Regions from separate parts of the Homo sapiens genome. Here region 1 is linked to region 2. Evidence: chromatin contacts called from ENCODE POLR2A ChIA-PET data. All regions are on one chromosome and are shown on one strand. Each heading gives the region's core, a stretch centred on a gene start or an enhancer-like site at or near the end of the contact. The rest is flanking DNA. Distances are from core to core; before and after follow the strand shown.

The links. ChIA-PET counts read pairs that join two places held with the same protein, here RNA polymerase II (POLR2A).
Region 1: POLR2A ChIA-PET joins it to region 2 with 29 read pairs in activated CD4-positive, alpha-beta T cell. The contact joins two enhancer-like sites. POLR2A ChIA-PET finds 5 or more read pairs at or near these places in 2 of 52 experiments (GM12878 and activated CD4-positive, alpha-beta T cell).

The regions. Positions count from the first base shown.
Region 1 is chr9:110,188,862-110,195,962 of GRCh38, reverse strand. No RefSeq gene overlaps it. Among named protein-coding and RNA genes, the nearest start is that of C9orf152, 16 kb to the left of the region's middle. Within about 2 kb of position 2,887, at least 15 of the 41 ENCODE cell types and tissues checked have a DNase peak (open chromatin) inside an H3K27ac peak, as active enhancers do.
Region 2 is chr9:109,917,605-109,924,643 of GRCh38, reverse strand. PALM2AKAP2 (PALM2 and AKAP2 fusion) reads right to left here. Exons shown (of 11, transcript NM_007203.5): 4 at 795-909. Among named protein-coding and RNA genes, the nearest start is that of PALM2AKAP2, 140 kb to the right of the region's middle. RefSeq lists enhancers at 5,486-5,555, 5,666-5,835, 6,076-6,125. Within about 2 kb of position 1,828, at least 3 of the 41 ENCODE cell types and tissues checked have a DNase peak (open chromatin) inside an H3K27ac peak, as active enhancers do.

The DNA of each region.
Region 1 (7,101 bases), core at 1,638-4,137, 270 kb before region 2:
CCGGCCTTAGTCAGGTGTTTAATTCCATGGAGAGGAGAAGAGGGAATGAGCTCCATACAAACACTGAATGTCCCTATTGTGGCTCAGAAAACAGTGCCCCCAAGAGAAGGCCTCAGAAGCAAAAACTTTTCTCTGACCTTCTCCTGCCCTCCTGTCTCTCAGTGCCATTCTCCCCCAGGGCTAGCCATAGAAACTAGAATGCCTCTTTTCTAAGGTGGGTCATAGAAACCAGAATCCTGGCCTGGTGCGGTGGCTCACGCCTGTAATCCCAGCACTCTGGGAGGCCGAGCTGGGTGGATCACCTGAGGTCAGGAGTTTGAGCAGCCTGGCCAACATGGTTATAACTCCATCCCAACTAAAAATACAAAAAAATACAAGACAAAACTCCAGCCACTTTCTAAGTCCAGAACTTCTTTCCTGAGTCTTTTTTTTTTTCCCTCAGTGGCGCCATCCTGGCCCACTGCAACCTCCACCTCCCTGGTTTAAGCAATTCTCCTGCCTCAGCCTCCTGAGTAGCTGGGACTATATGCATGTGCCACCACGCCTGGCTAATTTTTGTGTTATTAGTAGAGATGGGGTTTCACCATGTTGGCCAGGCTGGTCTTGAATTCCTGGCCTCCTGATCCGCCCACCTTGGCCTCCCAAAGTGCCAGGATTACAGGCGTGAGCCACCGCGCCCGGCCGTTTCCTGAGCATCTTGATTCCAGGCAGAATATGTAGAGAAAATATTGCAACTTGCCTGTGGCTGTCTCCTCGCCCTCCCTCTAGGCACTCAGGCTCCTAGGGGGATAGCAACTTAAGACCCTACCTTAGGAAAGGACTTATTCCAAGGTCCCTGCTCACTCACAAACTAGGACTTCATTAGTACCTGTGTGTGCATGTGTGTGTGGAGGGAGATTAACCACAGCGGCCAAGGGGGAGGTTGGAGGGGATGAGTAGAGAGAAGGGAACTAAGAAGTCCAGCTCCTTACCTCTTTGGGGAGCTAGAGTCAAATTCCCTCGGAGTGTCACACCCATCCAGGACATGTCCCCATGGTGGTGGGAGAAACTGCCTCAGAGAGGGGTTGGGTCATGGCCACTACTTAATGCTGTGAAAGGAAATGAAAACTCAGGACCTCGGCCGGGCGCCGTGGCTCACACCTGTAATCCCAGCACTTTGGGAGGCCGAGATGGGCGGATCACGAGGTAAGGAGATCGAGACCATCCTGGCTAACACGGTGAAACCCCGTCTCTAATAAAAATACAAAAAATTAGCCGGGCGTGGTGGCGGGCGCCTGTAGTCCCAGCTACTAGGGAGGCTGAGGCAGGAGAATGGCCTGCAGTGAGCTGAGATTGCGCCACTGCACTCCAGCCTGGGCGACAGAGCCAGACTCTTCTCAAAAAAAAAAAAAAAACAAACAAACAAAAAAACGGCTAAAAGCTGAGTCATACAATGAAACTGCCTTTCCTTTTGTTCCTAAACAGATAGCACAGATAAAAGGTTAAATATCTCCACAGGCAGCTACTCCACTTTCGCCTTATCTTATGTAAACACTGAGTTACTGATTGCAAAACAAATCCATAATTGACTATTCCCCTACCTTCTCCTTTTCCCTTGCAACTTGTGGATTTCCAGACCCTCCCTTTTTCCCCTCCAGCAGCTTTTCCCCTTTAAATAGTGAAGTCCTGGAAGTCATCTTTGGAGAAAGGCACAGACCACACGGACTGTGTCTGTGATTCCGTATTTTTCCTTCTGGGCATATCCTTAACCTTGGAAAAATTAACTCATAAATTGATTCAGGCCCGTCTCAGAGCAATACTTGATGTCTGGTCCCTGTTTTGATCTTTCATATTTGAAAAACATTAATTTTTACTTGGCTTTCTTGGGTTTTGAGAGAAGCATCTGCAATTCTTTTTTTTTTTTTTTTTATTGTATTTGAAAGTTTTATTTTAGGCTGCAGAAACAAAAACAAGCAAACAAACAACAAATAACTTGAACAATTCTTTTAGTCTGGAAAAACTATAAATCTTCTCCAGTGGCACCTCCAGCCTCAGGTTCTTCCTGAGAGGATGCTTCTTCTGTTCATCTTATTTGTTTAAAAATCCCTGCGCCCCAGCTTGTGAGTAGGGTGCCCCATATTGAAGGTAAAAAGTCTAACAAGGTGATATCACTTGCTTAAGGTGGCACAGCTAGCAAATTGCACAAGGGAACAGCAAACTCAGACAGCCACAAGCCATATACCAGAGTCTGAACTCTTTTTTATTACTATTATTATTATTGAAACGGAGTCTTGCTGTGGTCTGTGGTCCAGGCTGGAGTGCAGTGGCGAGATCTTGGCTCACTACAACTTCCGCCTCCCAGGTTCAAGCAATTCTCCTGCCTCAGCCTCCTGAGTAGCTGAGATTACAGGCACGAACTACCACGCCCGGCTAATTTTTGTATTTTTAGTAGAGATGGGGTTTCACCATATTGGCCAGCTGGTCTCAAACTCCTGACCTCAGGTGATCTGTCCGCCTCAGCTTCCCAAAGTGCTGGGATTATAGGTGTGAACCACTGCACCTGGCCTTTTTTTTTTTTTTTTTTTTTTTTTTTGAGTCTAAACTCTTAACAACGTTAAACTGTCTCCTCCTGACTCCCTCCCTTCACTTATTTTTATAACATCATAGCTGGGAAATCCACCCTCCAAATATTTTTCAACTGAAACTGCCAATGGTGAAATTGCTGCTTCTAACTGGAGGCCAGAGAGAATCCTAAGACTTTTCCTAAATTCTTCATAAAACCTCACCTTTCCCCAGCCTCTCAGGCACTGGTTGACCCTCCACATTCTTCACAAACTTCAGACCACTTCCTTATTGAGAAAGACTCAGTCATGACTTCCAGCATTTTCTGTCTGCACATAAATTCTGAAAGCTTTCGCCAGCTGTGACTGTGTTTCTCCCACAGCTAATGAACAACACACTTCCTAGAAACAGAAAGTTCAAGGAACTGAACTTGTAATATTTTTTCTTGGCCTTGTGTTTGTGACAATTACATTAAATTTCCCCCTCCAATTCCATCCAATAAGATGATACACCCGCTGAAGTTGCCTTCAGTCTCTTCCCAGTAATTAACCATGATTTATTCCGTGTTATTAATCCTTGTATTTCTCCTCTGTCTGCTCACTGATAACTCCCCCATCCTGTGTGAATCCACCCCCTGAATTCCTCAAATCCAGGATCATAATTAAGACTTGGAAGCACACAAGCCCCCGAGCCCTGGCTGAGAAATAGGAGAAGGAGGAAAAAGCTGGTCATAGCAAATGCTGTCTTCTGCCAACCCAAACCCCAAATGTTTTTAAGGGGGGGCGAGCTGGCTCTCAAAATCAGTATCAGCCCCAGATCCAGATTAGCACATTTTCTCCCAATGCAGGAACTGCTTCTCTTTACAAGAAGTGCAGGTGTGATGGGCATGGTGGCTCACACCTGTAATCCCAGCACTTTGGGAGGCAGAGGCGGGTGGATCACCTGAAGTCAGGAGTTCAAGAGCAGCCTAGCAAACATGGTGAAACCCCGTCTCTACTAAAAATATGAAATTAGCCGGGTATGGTGGTGTGTGCCTGTAATCCCAGCTACTCAGGAGGCTAAGGCAAGAAAATAGCTTGAACCTGAGAGGTGGAGGTTGCAGTGGGCCAAGATCTTGCCACTGCACTCCAGTCTGGGCAACAGAGCAGGACTCCACCACCAAAAAAAAAAAAAAAAAAAAGGGAAATGCAGGTGCTCTCGTGGTGGGAGGGTTCTAAGAGCGAGACCTGTCTCTCTCTTGCCATGGGTCCCTTTCTCTGCCAGCTTCAGATTGCACTTGCTGGATTCTCCCCCAAGACTGGAGCCTTGCTCTCCTTTTAAAGCACTGTTCATGATACCAGTGGCTGCATTCACAACCTGAGGGCTGTGGGGATGCCCCCCACAAATCCCAGTATCCTCTCTGCTGAGCATTGCCACAAATTAACAAGATCAATGAGAAGACCCCTGACCAGTCAGGTACCACTACCAGTCCCCAAAGGGTGCGTGTGCAGAGGAAATTCCAAACAAGTGTGTACTATGGCAAAACCCTGATGAGTCCAGCCAGTCTTAGATGGCCTACAAGGCCTCTTTTTGTTTCTCTAGCCTCAGGCCCAGACCAAGGTGGCCCTATCTTCTGAGACGGTGTTTCTCAACATTGATTGCATAAGAGAATCATCAGGAAGCTTGGAAAATATTCAATTAAATGACAATCTCTGAAGTAGGGCTTGAGCACTGGCATTGTTTCTGTTGATCAAGGCATAAACCATGTAAAGTGTGGGAAGTGTGTTAATCTTGAGTATAGCTTATGTGTTAATTATTATGTATTATATATGTATTAGTCCATTTTCATACTGCTATGAAGAAATACCCAAGAGTGGGTAATTTATAAAGAGAAAGAGGTTTAATAGACTTATAGTACCATATGGCTGGGAAAGTCTCACAATCATGGCAGAAGGTAAAGGAAGAACAAAGGCACGTCTTACATGGCAGCAGGCAAGACAGCAAGTGGAGGGGAACTGCCCTTTATAAAACCATCAGATGTCGTGAGACTTACTCACTATCATGAGAACAGCACAAGAAAAACCCACCCCCATGATTCAATTACCTCCCACTGGCTCACTTCCATGACACGTGGGGATTATGGGAGCTACAATTCAAGATGAGATTTGGGGCTGGGCATGGTGGCTCACAGGTGTAATCCCAGCACTTTGGGAGGCCAAGGCAGGCAGATCACTTGAGGTCAGGAGTTCAAGACCAGCCTGGCCAACATGGTGAAACCCTCTCTCTACTAAAAATACAAAAATTAGCCAGGCGTGGTGGCCTGTACCTGTAGTCCTAGCTACTCGGGAGGCTGAGGCAGGATAATCGCTTGAACCCAGGAGGCGGAGGTTGCAGTGAACCGAGATCACGCCACTGCACTCCAGCCTGGGCAACAGAGTGATACAGTAAGACTCCATCTAAAAAAAAAAAAAAAGTTGACATTTGGGTGAGGACACAGTCAAACCATATCTGTATCTATATCTACATCTATATCTGCTTATTTTCACAGATACAGATACATACACACACAGATCAAGATATACATTTTGAGCATTCTAGAAAGTCGCCTTCAGTCTCTTCCCAATAATTAACTACAATTTATTTTTCCATTCTCCTGTTTCTACTTTTTTGCTATATGCATACAGTAAGCATTGTTCATTTTACACATCCTTTCGTGGACATTTGCTTCCATTTCTCTTTAAACCTCCCCACCCCTCTTTTTTTACAGATGCCTGTCTGGGTGAGCTGGTTTCAAGCATGGGTATTTTTTGAAAGCTCCCTCTGGTGATTCTAGAATTCTAAGATTCAGCATTGAGACCCACTGCCTTAGGACCACACTGATTATAAACTGAGGCACAAATGTGCTCAATGGATAGAGGCTTCTCTGTGAGGCTGAGTACAGAACTTGTGGGAATCTTCATGTCTCTCCTCCTTTGGGTGCCACTCTTATATTCCACTTGAGTTCCCATGGTGGGGAGAAGGGGTTGGGGAGGGTCCTATGGGGGAGGCAGCCCCATGCGTATTTTATCACACCAGCTCTGTGAGTAGAAGGCAAGGAAGTCACCCAGATGAGTCTTTGAAAAAGACTGTAGGCCAGAAGACCCTTTTTGTTCCTCCTACCAACAGGTAGGCCCTGCCGTATCCTTGAGAACCATCTCAGAGGACCCTCTTTTGGGATGCAGCTTCCTCATCCCAAAGCTTTGGAAAACCCTGAGCTTCCCCACTAGGGCTGACCTGTCTGCCTTTCATCATTACATAGAACCAGAAGTGTGCTGATGACTTCATGTCTTGGAGTTTCTCTAATTTCAGCATTATTCTTGAGATGGACTGGAAGTCATATGAAGACCAGAGAGAATGCAGTGATTACAACGAGGCAGGCTTCAGGGCAAGGGCCTGGAATGATTTGGGCAAGAAACTCCTGGAAAACCTCTCTCAGGTATTTAGCCAGAGGTGAGGAGGGTGGGCAAAGAGTTATTTTCAGGGTATTTTTCAGACACTTTAAAAATTTTAGGGTGGTTAATTTAAGAGTGATTTTGAATCCCAGCAAATCTCCTATGTCTCACTCAGGGGCTCTAAAGTGTGTTCTGCAGGCCAGCAGCATCGGCGTCACCTGGAAACATGTCCAAAATGAAAATTATTTGGCCCCACCCAGACCTGTTGACTCAGAAACTCAAGAGGTGAGGGCCAGCAGTCCGTTTTAGCGAGGCTTCCATAGGATTCTGATGCACACTCAACTTTGAAAACCACCATTTGTGGTAGAGTCTACCCCCTGCCTTAATGGGTGATCAGTATGGAGAAGTCACATTTGGTAGATTTTCCCTTGTAAACATTTCTTCTTTTTTGAGTTTAAAAAAAAAAAAAAAAAAAAAACAATCCGCCTTAGTGTCCCAAGCGTTTGGACAGAGACACAGAGAATTGCTTACTAGCTTTGGGGAGATTATGACATTTTTGCAAGATAAGTAACTTTTAGCTCCATTTTCCTATCCAGTCTACAGAATGTCCATTCTGTTAATCTCTGCTGATGGGGGAAAGGAGGTGGCAGGGTAAAAGTTTCACTCCCTACCTATCCCCATAGGAAGGGCACAGAACGTCTCACCCTTTGCTGCACTAGCCTCCAGGCCCAGGGCTGTGAAGCACGCCTTGTGTTTGCTTGCTGAGTTCCAGCTGGAGTGCTTGATGAGGAAGTAAACAGAGTTTATGCACAAAGAGAGAACATGTACTCAGTGTCTCCACATGCCAGACTCTGGTACAGAAGCAACAGATACAGAGGAAGTCACGAGCTTTGTTCTTAAGGAGGCTAAGTAACAAAAATTTAACCACTTGGAACAGGTGCAACTTCTGGGATATGTCTGAGTCAGTTCAGGCTGCCATAATTGAATACCGTAGACTGGGTGGCTTATAAACAGCAGAAATCTGTTTCTGAAAGTTCTAGAGGCTGGGAAGTGTAAGATCAATGCACTGGTAAACTCAGCATCTAATGGGGGCCTGCTTCCTGTTCATAGACGGCCATCTTCTGGCTGTGTCCTCACATGGTGGAAGGAT
Region 2 (7,039 bases), core at 579-3,078:
TGTTTTTTTGTTTGTTTGTCTTTGTTTTTTGTTTTTGTTTTTTTGAGACGCAGTCTTGCTGTGTCGCCCAGGCTGGAGTGCAGTGGCGTAATCTCAGCTCACTGCAAGCTCCGCCTCCCAGGTTTATGCCATTCTTCTGCCTCAGCCTCCTCAGTAGCTGGGATTACAGGCGCCTGCCACCGCACCTGGCTAATTTTTTTGTATTTTTTAGTACAGACAGGGTTTCACCACGTTAGCCAGGATGGTCTCGATCTCCTGACCTCGTGATCCACCCGCCCCGGCCTCCCAAAGTGCTGGGATTACAGGCACCATCTGTTTCTATATACAGTAAAATGTCATGTATTTACACTCTTTGTATTTGGAATTCTTGTCCACTTCATAAGGTGTTGCTTCTGGCCTTTTTATAATGAAAGACTCAAAAAGCAAACTATAATTAAAGCCACAAAGAGCATGTTTATTCTGCTTCATCAGAATTGGTTTTAGAATTCTAGAGTCCAATAAGAGAAGGCTTTTCAGGCACAAGGCATATCAGGGATCCGGAGAGCAGGCAGATGGGGTAATCTAATGACTCTTCCCTATGCCTTGCAGCAGGCCAGATGGTCCCACACCCAAAGATATGTCATGCTTAGCTTCAGGATGGCCCCTGGTCCTCACACATCTGCCCCTCATTTCATAGAGTTCGTGGCTCAGATTTCTCATCAATGCCCACTGGCCTGTTTCCCAGTTAGCACCATTTTGCTAGGCCCTACTTCCCCATGGAAATAACTTTGAGAAATCGTTTTGGTTTTCTTCACCTTCTGAAAGTCCTTGAAGGATTTTTCTGTTTCCTTCAGTTTCTCTAGGATGATTTGCTCTTTGGCAGATATCTGGGACTCTTCACTTTCTAGCGTTTGTATTTCTTGCTCCAGCCTGGAAAACACACAAACAAAGGACAAGTTACTTTATTGTCCTGCCATCCACGGGCAAGAGAGCAGCTCCTTCCTGTTGGGCGATTTGTACCTTCCTGGCAGCCTTTGTTTTACATTACGCTGAGGAGCCAGGCCAAGGTTTTACATTACACAGCATCTTGTGTTTCCAGCTCTGCCACTGGGCAGACATTGGTCAAGGGAAATCAACACAGCACTGCCTCCACTGGTTCACAGCCACCACTATGCAATATGTTTCGATGTTTCCCTGCCAACACCATGCATGTGCACCTTTCTTATTTGGAGGGAGATTATATTTACATAGCATAGGACATAACATCAGAAGGAAAATAGCTTCATATTCTCCTGACCGGCTCAGAGTAAGTGCTCTCTCAGGTTGGTCAAAAAGTAAAGGGCCATTCTTGCTCAAAGGAAGTATGTTGCCAAGAAATAGCTGGTGGCCAGTACCCTTGGGAGCCTGGTGTCCTCTCCCTCTGTGGTCTGGATTCTACTGCCAAAAAGAAGGGAAATGAAGAAGACAGATGCAACTGCCCCTGCCTTTTGGAACTTTCCTCAATTTTCACAGCCATCCTATGTATTTTATAAAAGGGAAATTTCAGCACTGCCAGGAGACTCTGGAAATATTCCAGAATAGCAGCTGCAGCTATGATTTGGGGAAAGTCTCAACAGCCATATTCTTTCAGTGAAATGATAATAATTACCACCAGTATTTACTGAGCACTTATTCTGTGCCAGGAACTGAGCTAAGAATTCATGTGGATTATTTTATCCAAACTTCCCAATGACCCTGTGAGTAGGGAATCCCCATTTTACCGATGAGATCAGTAGGGCTTGGCAAGGTGAAGTAACCTAGTAAAGCAGGCTTTAGTGCCACAGAGCCTTGAAGCAAGGATTCAAGCCAGGTGCTCTGACTCTAGACCCTGTTCCTAACCATTGAGCAACTCTTACCACATGGGATCTAAAGTGTTCTCCACATCCCCCACCTTGTTAAACATTACATATATTGGCAGAGTAGGATGGCACTGATATGCAGCAATGTCTTCAGGAAGAATGAAGGGATAAATGTTCTCTTGCTAAAACTCTAGATTGCTGTGCCTCTTGAATTATTTGATCTGAATTTATTCATTGGTTCATTCATTCAATCACTCATTCATTCATTTTTTCTTTTGGTCTCTTTCCCCTCTGTTGTGCTGGAAGCTTTGCTGCTGAGTCTGTGTCTGCCTATATAAGTCCCCTCCCTTGCCTTCCTCCTTTTCCATCTTTTTTTTTTTTTTTTTTTTTTTTTTTTTTTTTTTTGAGATAGAGTCTCACTCTGTCACCCAGGCTGGAGTGTAGTGGTACGATCATAGCTCACTGCAGCCTCTACCTCTTGGGCTCAAGCAATCCTCCCACCTCAGCTTCCCAAGGAGCTGGGACTAAAGGCACACACCACCATGCCCAGCTAATTTTTAATTTTTTTTTGTAGAGGTGAGGTCTTACTATGTTGCCTGCGTGGGTCTTGAACTCCTGGGCTTAAGCAATCCTCCTGCCTCAGGCTCCCAAAGTGCTGAGACTACAGGCGTGAGCCACCGTGCCTGGCCCTCTTTTTCCATCTTTTAATCTGCTCTCGGGAACTGGCCATTAGACTTAGACCTAAAATAAGGAGTTCAGAGTGGGGTTTTCTGAAAGGTAAGGAACACCAAGATCCAGGCATGAATTTATTTAGCGACATACTGTGCCCCTCAGATGGCCTTTCTGTTTCCTTCCTGGGTGTCAGAAAAGTGACCTCTGGAGGGATAATCTTTGCAGCAATTACTTTGGGTTATGAAGGCAAGCCCTATATCCAAATTAACCTCCTCCAAATGAACACAGCTCTGAAATATTTGTCATTTCACTCAGGGTAAAAGTAGAAGTCCTACAGCTTATAAGTCCCCATGGTATCTAGCCTCCCAGTACCTATCAGCTCCACTCTAACAACATGCCTATTTCACTTCATGCATTAGTCAAATAGAGCCACTCTTATTTGCCCACATGTACCCCATGTCTTTTCCTCCTCTAGGAAACTCAACTCAAACTCCCAACCATTCTTGAAGTCTCAGCTCAGATGCCACCTGTCATGAGGTGTTCACAGATTTCACTGCCAGGAAATAACATCGCTTCCCTCTGAACATTTCTTAGCACATTATTTTGTTTTATCAGAAGTCTTATCAAGTCTACCATATATTAGAGCAGTGGCTCTCAACTGAGGTGATCTTGTCCCTCAGGGGATATTCAGCAATGTCTAGAGATATTTTGGTTGTCCAAAGCTCAAGGGGGTGGGACTGGTGTTACTGGCACATAGTGGGTAGAGGCCAGGGATGCTGGTAAACATCCCACAGTGCACCGGATGGCACCCTACAGCAAAGAATTTTCTGGCCCCAAATAGTAACATACATTATTAATTTCCCCTACTAGATTATAAATTCCTCAGACAGAGGGCACAAATGCTCAATACACCTACATTGAATGAATTTAAAAAGCTGAGCTAAGTTGCGCAAAGGTGTGGCCCAGCCAAGATAAGACTTTCAGAATTTTGGAGACAAGAGTGAATTCTTCAGCAAGCTTTAACTTGAGAGGCTGTGTGTGGGCGAGACGCAAAGAGAATTTATGGAGAGGGGGCTGGCCAATCTAGAGATACGAACATAAAGATGTAAAACTTCTTTGCTGGTCCAGATGTTCAGCAAAATCTTCTACACACATCTGTGTAAATTATTTTGGGGGGAGTAAGTAAAGAGACATGAGTGTGAAATAGGAACAACACACGAGACAGTCACATTATCCAGAAACTGAATTAATTCAATGAGTAGAGGAGCTCTGGACTAGAGGTTCCCTGTGTAGACTGGATGATACTACCAACCAGGTGGGCTCTGAGCAGGTTTTATTTATTTATTTATTTATTTATTTGAGGTGTGATTACAGGCATGAGCCACCACACCTGGCCTGAGCAGATTTGATTTAAATCTCAAAGTACAGAGTACTTTAGCAGATATTTAGGGTGTGCAGTAGATTATATTATTCTTGGGCCGGTTGCGATGACTCATGCCTGTAATCTCAGCACTTTGGGAGGCCGAGGCAGGCGTATACCTGAGGTTAGGAGTTTGGGACTGGCCTGATCAACATGGTGAAAGCCCGTCTCTACTAAAAATACAAAAATTAGCTGGGCATGGTGGTGCACACCTGTAATCCCAACTACTCTAGAGGCTGAGGCAGGAGAACCGCTTGAACCCAGGAGACAGAGGCTGCAAGGCTGCAGCGAGCCCAGATTGCACCACTGCACTTCAGCCTGGGCAACAGAGTGTGACTCCATCTCAAAAAAAAAAAAAAAAGATTACATTATTCTCAAAAATATTCCCTTCCTTCCTCCCTTACTTCCATGGGAAGAGTACATGCTTCCCCAAGCCACTGATGTCAATCTTGACCATGTGATTTGCTCTAGGCTTATGGTAGATGGGTTACACTTCCCAGTCCCTTGGCACTGGCCGCAGCCATGTGACCTGCTTTAGCCAATAGGATGTGAGCAGATAAGACACAAGCAGAGGCTTGAAAAGTGCTTGCCCAGTTGAGCTTGTCCTCTTGCACCCCTTCCAATGCCAAGACAATAACTTATCTGGGCAGCTGCTGCCCCTTCAGCCTGGACCACAGAAAGAACACACATGGAATAGACCTGAGGCAAACCCATAGATAGGCACAGTGTGCCCTGGCCCTATGGGTTTCAGGGCTCTCAGCTATATAGTTCAGAAGCACCTGAAATTAGAGCCACTCAGCTAAGCCCAGCCTAGATCAGCAAATACCCAGCCTACTCACAGAAGTGTGGGCAAGAATAAATGACTTTGGGTTTAAGCCACTGAATTTGAGGGCGTGTTAGTTAGCATTATTGTGGTAATAATGAACTGGTACAGGTCAAATAGAAGTGTGTATACATTTTACATATATACACACACACACACACACACACACACACACATATGTATACACACATATATATATATACATCCTACTAATATATATCCCAATAATGTATATGCCAGTTATATAATATATATACACATATATTTATATGTGTGTTAATGTATTTATATATATCCCAATAATACCCAAAGCTAAACGATTAGAAAGAACATAAGGCACCCTCTCCTCCCTTCCCTAATCCTGAATCCTCTGAGAAATCTGGAGGGAAACAGGGCACACCTTCATGAGAATTAAGACTGAAAAAACAGAAAAATGTCAGTGATAGTTGTCTCTGAGTAATGGAATTAAAGGTGATTTCATTTTTAAAAAACAATTTTCAATATTTTCCCAGTTTAAAAAATTAGTTTGTAACTTATCTAACCAGAATGAAAACAACAAATTCCCTTTTCAAAATACCTCCTGAGGCTTTCTGCTGAGAAGGCAGCATCTCCCAGGCTGTGGCATGAAAGAGGGGCCAGGGCCTCAGCTTCCCATGTGTCTAGTGAAGGGGAAATGGGAGCACCCCAACATCTATTTAAATTCAAAATCAACATTTATGGAGCTTGTTTGGTTGGACTCCGAGCTAGGCACTACAGGGGATTCTAAAACAAACAAGATCGTGATAAAAATGGCTGACTAAAACCGAAAATGGCTGTCTCTCAGTAACTCACTTCTTCCAGTGAAGCAACCTTAAGTGGTTAAGAATTCTCTGCGACCTGATGCCCACTGGCTGGCCTGTCTCCACGGGGTGCCCTGGCCCTATGGGTTTCAAGGCTCTGCGCTATATGGTTCAGGTGCTAAAGATTTGGGTCATGATACTGTGTAACTGAGAAGGAACGAAGAGAGAGGGAGAGAAAAAAAAGGAACGAAATGAAACCTTTGTGATAACAACAACTGAGTTTCAACCCAAATGCAATGAATGAAGGAAATGGAGAGTTTATGTCAGATCCAATAGCAGATTTTTCTATAAGTTCACATGTGGCCTTGGGCCAGGCTCTGAGGGTGTGGTCAGTCCAGGCTGCTCTCTTTCTCAGGAAAACCTGAGTCCTGGGGCAAAGCAGCTTCGCAAGGAACAGAGTGTCATGGGGTTAACAACAGTCATCCCAGCCAGGCTGCAGACGCCACTGTTTTGTAGTTTCATGACTGAAATCTAATGCAGTCTTCTCTGGAAGAGCCAAGTAGATGTTGCTGTGCTAAAAATAAAGAATGGGCAGGAAGTGTAATTTACACGCAAGGTTAATTGAGGATCCGTAGGCTGTGGCAGGTGCACATAACAGCCTCTAACCTGCTTGCTCAGTTCCTTCTGAGCAAAAAGCAAACTGTAATAAGCCATAAGGAAAGGTGACACACTGCAGCTGTGTAGGTTTAATTTACTGGAGATGAGGTTGCAATCATGGCCAAATGGTCTTATAAAATGTACCTAACCCCAATAGATCATCCTCACAAGAAAACAGAAAGGAACTCTCGCTCTGGGAAGTGCATCGATCATGCTCTTATTTCAAAGTTTATTTAGACATTCATCCATCTAACTTCATGCAAACACCTTCTCTGTATCAGGCACTATGCTGAGCACTGGGGATGGAGAAATAAATCAGACACAGTGTCTGCTCATGAGACTTCTTGGTCAAGTAATGCAAACAGCCATGTGAACACATAAATTACAATACAAACCAAAAATAGCAATAATAGAGGAAAGAACAACATGCTGTAGAATAGTTGGTTCTGCCTGGGAGTGTGTGGTGGGGACGCTGAGTGGTCTTCTCAATATCTATTCTCCCCCTCTTCCAAACTAACAGAATCCTTATTTGGTTGGGGATGGCAACATGCCCACCTGAAAAAAATTATGTATCCTAGCTTCCACTGAAGATAAAGCTGGCCATGGGACAGCTCTGGCCAATGAGATGTAAGTAAAAATGATCCGAAGGGACTTCCACACAACTCCCTAAAAGGGAAAGGAGGGCTGGGTGCGGTGGCTCATGCCTGTAATCCCAGCACTTTGGGAGACTGAGGCTGGAGGATTGCTTGAGCCCAGGAGGATGAGACCAGCCTGAGCAACGTGGCAAGACAAGACCCCCACCTCTACAAATAATAAAAAGTTAGCTGGGCATGGTGACATATACCCTTAGTTCTAGCTACTCTGGAGGCTA